2 separate regions of the Homo sapiens genome follow, and region 2 is linked to region 1. A link is a contact called in ENCODE Hi-C data. All regions are on one chromosome and are shown on one strand. The core of a region is the stretch at or near the end of the contact, and the rest is flanking DNA. Distances in the headings are between cores, read along the strand shown.

Region 1 (2,783 bases), core at 1-2,500:
GTCAAATTAGTGGGAAGTATGGCAGTGAATTCCCAATTATGCCTATGCAGATAAACTACCCTATGGCACTTGGGCATGGCTCTCTCCATCCCATCTTAAAATCCGCGGACATCTCAGTTCTCCCTCTTGCCATCCACCCATTCCTGAATCAGGCTACCAGTACAGGGGAGGGCCTAGCTCTGCCTTCATAAGTTTGCTAATATGGGCATATAGAAATCCTATTTTCCATTTGATTATATACACTAGTGATAACTTCCATTACCACAAAATATTAGCATGCTGGATAGCAGCTGTTAACACGTTTTCAGCAACCGGTAAACTGAGGTAGCAGTTGCTATTAGGTGTGGAAGGAAACAGAGGCCACACATACATGATGGAAAGGAGGTTACATTCAGGAAGAGAGGAATTGGTCAGATGTAGTCAAAGGGTCTTCCTGCCCTATGCCGCAGAGGTATCATTTAGGTATCATAGAATGACAGGCTCCGGAGAGCCTCAGACTGCAAAAACTTTAAAAATTGTACATGAGTATGTGTGCTGATGTACATATGTGTGTATGCATGTGTATACGTGTGCTTATGTGTGTATACATATGTATGCATGAGTGTATTTGTGCATCTCTATGTGTGTATGAATGTGTGTATGTGTGCATATGTGTGTGTGTGTGTGTGATACCAGGCAGGTTGGAAAGTAAGTGGAAGACTTCTCATACTCCTCATGGGCTCTGCCTCTCCCCACCCCCACATCCCCACACCACCAACAGACAAAAACAGAAATCATGTTTTGCGACCTGAGATTGCTTTCGAAAGTTTGTAGCTCTTCGAGGACATTCCAGTGGGACCCTCATTGGTTCCCTGCAGGATGGTGGATTTTCTGTCAGCCGCCCCCCAACCCCCACCAGGTTCCTGAGTCCGTCCCTCGCCTGCAGCTGCCGCTCTGCAGAGGCGGGCCGGCCCGGGCAGGCTCGGCCCGTGGCGCACGCGGCCCGCGGGCTGGAGTCAGCCCGTGGTGCGGGCGAGAGGGCAGGGGCGGGGAGAAGCCATGCCTCCAGCTGCAGAGGTTGCACACAGCTGGCATGATCGCGGTCACCTGCGCGGCGCCGGTGCCCTTGCGCTCGCGTTGCCCGGCCCGCGGCCGCGGACTTTGCGGCGGGAGCGCGGCGCGGTGAAGCACCGGCGCGGAGGGCGCCCGGCGTAGGCGGCGGCGGGTGTGGGCCGAGCCGGTATTTATAGCTCCGTGACAGCAGCAGCGGCAGCGACGCCGCCGGCCCGTCTCGCCGCGCTTCCCAGCGAGGCCGCCGGCGCGCCGAGGGCTGTGCTCGACCGCGAATCCCGTGTGCAGTCGCCCCGCGCCCCGCGCGACCCTTCGGGTGAGTACGTGGGCCCGGGCGTTGGGCGAGCCTCCCCAGCCGTTCGGTCCAGCCGCAGCGGAGCCCTCCCGGCCCTGCCGCCCGTGTCCCGGCTGCCACCTCGTCACTGCCCGCGAGTGCGGAAGCAGCCGCGGAACCCCGGCCCGGCCCCCGAATTCTCCGGCGCCTCTGCTCCTGCCTTCCTGGGGATGGCAGCCAAAGAGGCAGGGTGAAGTGTCAAGGAGGGAGGGGGGACGCGCCAGCCCTCTGGCTAAGGGCAGAGGAGACTCCCGGGCGAAAGGCTCTTGGTGGGAGTCCTCAAACTCCCGGCTCCAGTGTGTGTGCAGAGATACGGCGGGAGAGCAGACCTTGAACTTTCCTTGCTTCAGCGATTCCTAGCCTAGGAACTGAGTAAAAGCCCTATTTTTCTTAATTAAATTAACAGGTTGCAGTTCGTAGGTGTTGTTCTTGGGAAAAAAACAAAGACTTGGGTGTTTGGGTGTTTGCTAACTTCATCGTGACTAAATAAAACTATTTTTTTTCATTCCTATTTTTGAAAATGCCACAGGCCCACAAGTGTGTTCTACCCTCTGTGGAACAATGAAGTATGTGTATGTGTGTGTGGGTGTGCGTGTGTGAGAGAGAGAGAGACACGGGAGTAAACATCACATGCTTATCAGGAACCAAAAAGGAAAAAAAATGAGTAAAAGTATGTTGAATATAAGGGTATGTATTGCCCCCAATTATAAATGATGTATTGTCTGAAATCCAAGGAAGGACTTCTAGGAAGCTACAGGGTTTTGTTTTGGCTTCAGAAACAAGGTCTTCCAATTTATTGAATATAAAAGTAGTTGAATCCCTGTAAACCCCATTTTTTTTTGTAAAGTATTGACATTTGACCATGGATATACTTTCTTTTATCCCCCAAGTCTTTATAGTTTAAAAGTAATTATGGATTTTGACATTTTGTCTCAGGCATTTATCCCTCCTATTCCACCCTCCATCTGATCCGTGTGATGAGAAACTGGCTCTTGTCAGTTTTATCTAAGTTTCTTTAAGCTGTCATTAAAAAATAAACTTTTCACATGAATTCTATTTAATTCATTAAATGTGTTTTTCTTTGGCATTGTGTTTGGAATATGATCATGGCAATTTCTTTTCTTTTCTTTAATTTCTGTCTTTCTTTCTTTCATGGAGTCGGGCTCTGTCGCTCAGGCTGGAGTGCAGTGCCATGATTTCCAGCTCACTGCAACCTCCGCCTCCCGGGTTCAAGGGATTCTCCTGCCTCGGCCTCCTGAGTAGCTGGGATTACAGGCGCGCGCCACCATGCCTGGCTAATTTTTGTATTTTTAGTAGAGATGGGGTTTCACCATGTTGGTCAGGCTGGTCTCGAACTCTTGACTTCGTGATCCGCCCGCCTTGGCCTCCAGAAATGCGG
Region 2 (3,096 bases), core at 289-2,788, 1.4 Mb before region 1:
TTGGGACAGAGACGGGGTCTCACCATGGGGTCTAGTCTGGTTCTTTTTTTATTTTTATTTTTATTTTTTATTTTTTTGAGACAGAGTCTCGCTCTGTCACCACGCTGGAGTGCAATGGCGTGACCTCGGCTCACTGCAACCTCCGCCTCCTGGGGTTCAAGCAATTCTCCTGCCTCAGCCTCCTGAGTAGCTGGGACTAAAGGTGCATGCCACCATGCCCAGCTAATTTTTGTATTTTCAGTAGAGACGGGGTTTCACCATGTTTGCCAGGATGGTCTCTGTCTCTTGACCTCGTGATCTGCCCATCTCGGCCTCCCAAAGTGCTGGGATTACAGGCGTGAGCCACCGAGCCCGGCAGGTTCTTTCATTTTTTTTATATTTTTGGTTTCCAAAATATGTTCAGCGGAGCATGGTGGCTCACCCTGGTATTCCCAGCATTTTGGGAGGCTGAGGGAGGTGAATCTCTTGGGGTCAGGAATTCGAGACCAGCCTGGCCAACATGGTGAAGCCCGCCTCTACTAAAAATACAAAAAAAAAAATTAGCTGGGCGTGGTGGTGGGCACCTGCAATCCCAGCTACTCGGGGGGCTGAGGTGCAAGAATCACTTGAACACGCGGGGCGGAGGTTGCAGTGAGCCAAGATTGCACCACGGCACTCCAGCCTGGGCAACAGAGAGCAACTCCATCCCAAAAAAATAAATCAAAACAAAACAAAAACAAAAATATGTTCAAATAGAACATTGTTGAAAAAAATGTATAAAGTAAATGAATGTATAAAAATAAAAACAAAGTTTATTGTCATAGATTGAAGGAGACTAAGAAGATACAACGAGTAAATGCAATGAAGCACCCTGGATTGATCTTGGATAAGAAAAGGAGCATCTGTTAAAACACTGGGAAAATCTAAACAAAGACTATGGTTTAGTTAATGGTATTACACTGCTGATAATTTCTTAGTTTTGATACATATATTATGGTTATGTAAGACGTTAGTGTCAGGGGAAGCTGGGAGAAGGGCATGCAGGATCTCTCTGTAATAGCTTTGCAACTCTTCTGTAAATCTAAAATTATTTTAAAATAAAAAGCTAAAGGGAAAAAATTTTTCCTTTCAAGCCATCATCCATTCCCACCTTCCCCGAGGGTAACTACTATTAATTTGGTATTTGTCTTTCCATACCTTTTCTGAGCATAAACAAATACATATATCATATTGTTTTTTAAATTCTTAACAAAAATGAGACCATCTACTACATGCTCTTCTGCAGCTTGTATTTTCTCACAACCCACTGAAGACATAATACTTATCAAAGTACAAAGACATCTGCTTCCCTTTCTATCAGGAAGGTGAAAAATTAATTGCGGTTTTGACCATTATGGCAAAAAACCGCAATTACTTTTGCAGCAACCAAATATAGATCATTTCATTGTATGAATGTACAGGATTATGTTTAAAACATGCACACAGAACAAAATCCAGGAAATTTTAGTATTTTGCTTGATGTAAACAGTGGAATATTGGCTTAATCTAAGCTTATTTTTCCCAGTGTGAAAGGATGAACTTTTTTTTACCTCGTCACATGCTGAGCACCGTGGTTTGAGCAGTTCTGCATGGTGCCTGCCACAGTGAATTTTTCCATCCTGATAAAAATAGATGAGGTCGACCAGCAGCTCATTACACGTGAAACAGACAAAACAGGATGGGTGCCAGCACACACCAGGGCCCGCACGGGAGGCGAACACTGCAACTTCACCTCCATTTATCTTCAAACCACACTACAAACAAATGGGTTTGAATGTAAAAGGATCATTTTTTAAAGACAGGATTCTCAGGCTTTCCTACTTTAGGATAAATCTCGAATTTGTCAGGAATGTATTTATTTTTGCTACCTCTTTTAGTGATTAAATAGCTCTTTAATGCTGGATTACTGGTGATTCTCCACTGTAAGGCACGTGTCTCAGACATACTACAACTATTTCTAAGGACGGTGTAATCTGATTCACACAAATAGTGGTTTTCCTGTGCCAGCCTCCTGCTGGATACATTTCCTACTCTGAGAACTGCCAGCAAAGATCTGAATGTCTTCATTATGTTTCTGCATCTTTTGAATACGAGATGTATCCTAGCACCTACCTCCATGCCAGGATCCTACCAAAGGCAGGATTTCACCCAATGTTTGCATAAGGGTGACTGACTCCTGCTGTCATACACAGCAGTGTAGCTAGTTACAAATATGAAACATGATTTGCTATTTAATAAAAAGCTAGGCTGTCTTTCTCTCATTTTCTGGAGGCTTTCAGGACCCACACCTCTGCTAGTCCAGTCACCTACCCCCGACTGTCCACCCCATCCACATCACTGCCACAAGCTACGCATCAGAGAAGGGGCTGCTCACCTGCTCACACACAGCATGCATGACTGCTCTGGACAGAAGCTTAATTGTTCCTCTTCCCAGTGCTTCTTTCTTCCGCTGAGCACTGAACACCTGCAACTCTTTTTTCTCCTCTTCACTCAAAGACTGGCAATACCGTACCTTCACAGAAAGCAAAACAGAAACACCACACTGAGTGCACAGTCTTTCTCACCAGTTCTCTACTTCCAGAGTTAGGGTTTCAGGAAGTGAAACAGTAAGTTTAGCTCGCCTGTGTCACACCCCCACGATTTTAAAATGACACCATATCTGAATTTTACAGCCTCTCTAGAAAAAGGGAAATGCAATGTGAAGGAATACTTTTTTTTTAAATAAGAAATGTTTAATTGAAAACCCTTATCAACACAGAATTAAAAAATATATATAGGACATTAACCTTTCCACAAAAGGTTTAAACTTGTTAATTGCCACTTTTACTCTCCATTCTACATGCACTCAACTCAACTGCAGGCCTGAATGACCATAAAGCATTCACTCTGGATGCAGGGGCTGGGAAATCTCAGGAATTTGTAGGTTCCTGATCATTGGTGGGTGGCTGCAAACACTATAAAAACCAACTTGTGTTAAGTTTATTACACTGATACTCTTTTCTCTCTTTCTCTCAAAGAATGGAAAGCTGTATTCTCTGGCCAAATTTTAACTAAAGAAAGGCAAAAGGGAGCCCTCGC

Evidence for each region. A loop is a pair of places that touch in the nucleus more often than their neighbours do. Pooled maps may share reads with other maps.
Region 2: a loop to region 1 is called in a pooled map, with 5 times the contacts of the local background. The contact joins the enhancer-like site here to the promoter of TMEM117 in region 1. A Hi-C loop is called at or near these places in 3 of 50 pooled maps.

Annotation. Positions count from the first base shown.
Region 1 is chr12:43,834,831-43,837,613 of GRCh38, forward strand. It overlaps TMEM117 (transmembrane protein 117), which reads left to right and starts at 1,251. Exons shown (of 8, transcript NM_032256.3): 1 at 1,251-1,366. RefSeq lists silencers at 926-1,035, 1,066-1,505, 1,492-1,724.
Region 2 is chr12:42,467,058-42,470,153 of GRCh38, forward strand. PRICKLE1 (prickle planar cell polarity protein 1) reads right to left here. Exons shown (of 8, transcript NM_153026.3): 4 at 2,393-2,530; 5 at 1,569-1,772. Among named protein-coding and RNA genes, the nearest start is that of PRICKLE1, 120 kb to the right of the region's middle. RefSeq lists enhancers at 2,447-2,546, 2,557-2,606. Within about 2 kb of position 1,539, at least 8 of the 41 ENCODE cell types and tissues checked have a DNase peak (open chromatin) inside an H3K27ac peak, as active enhancers do.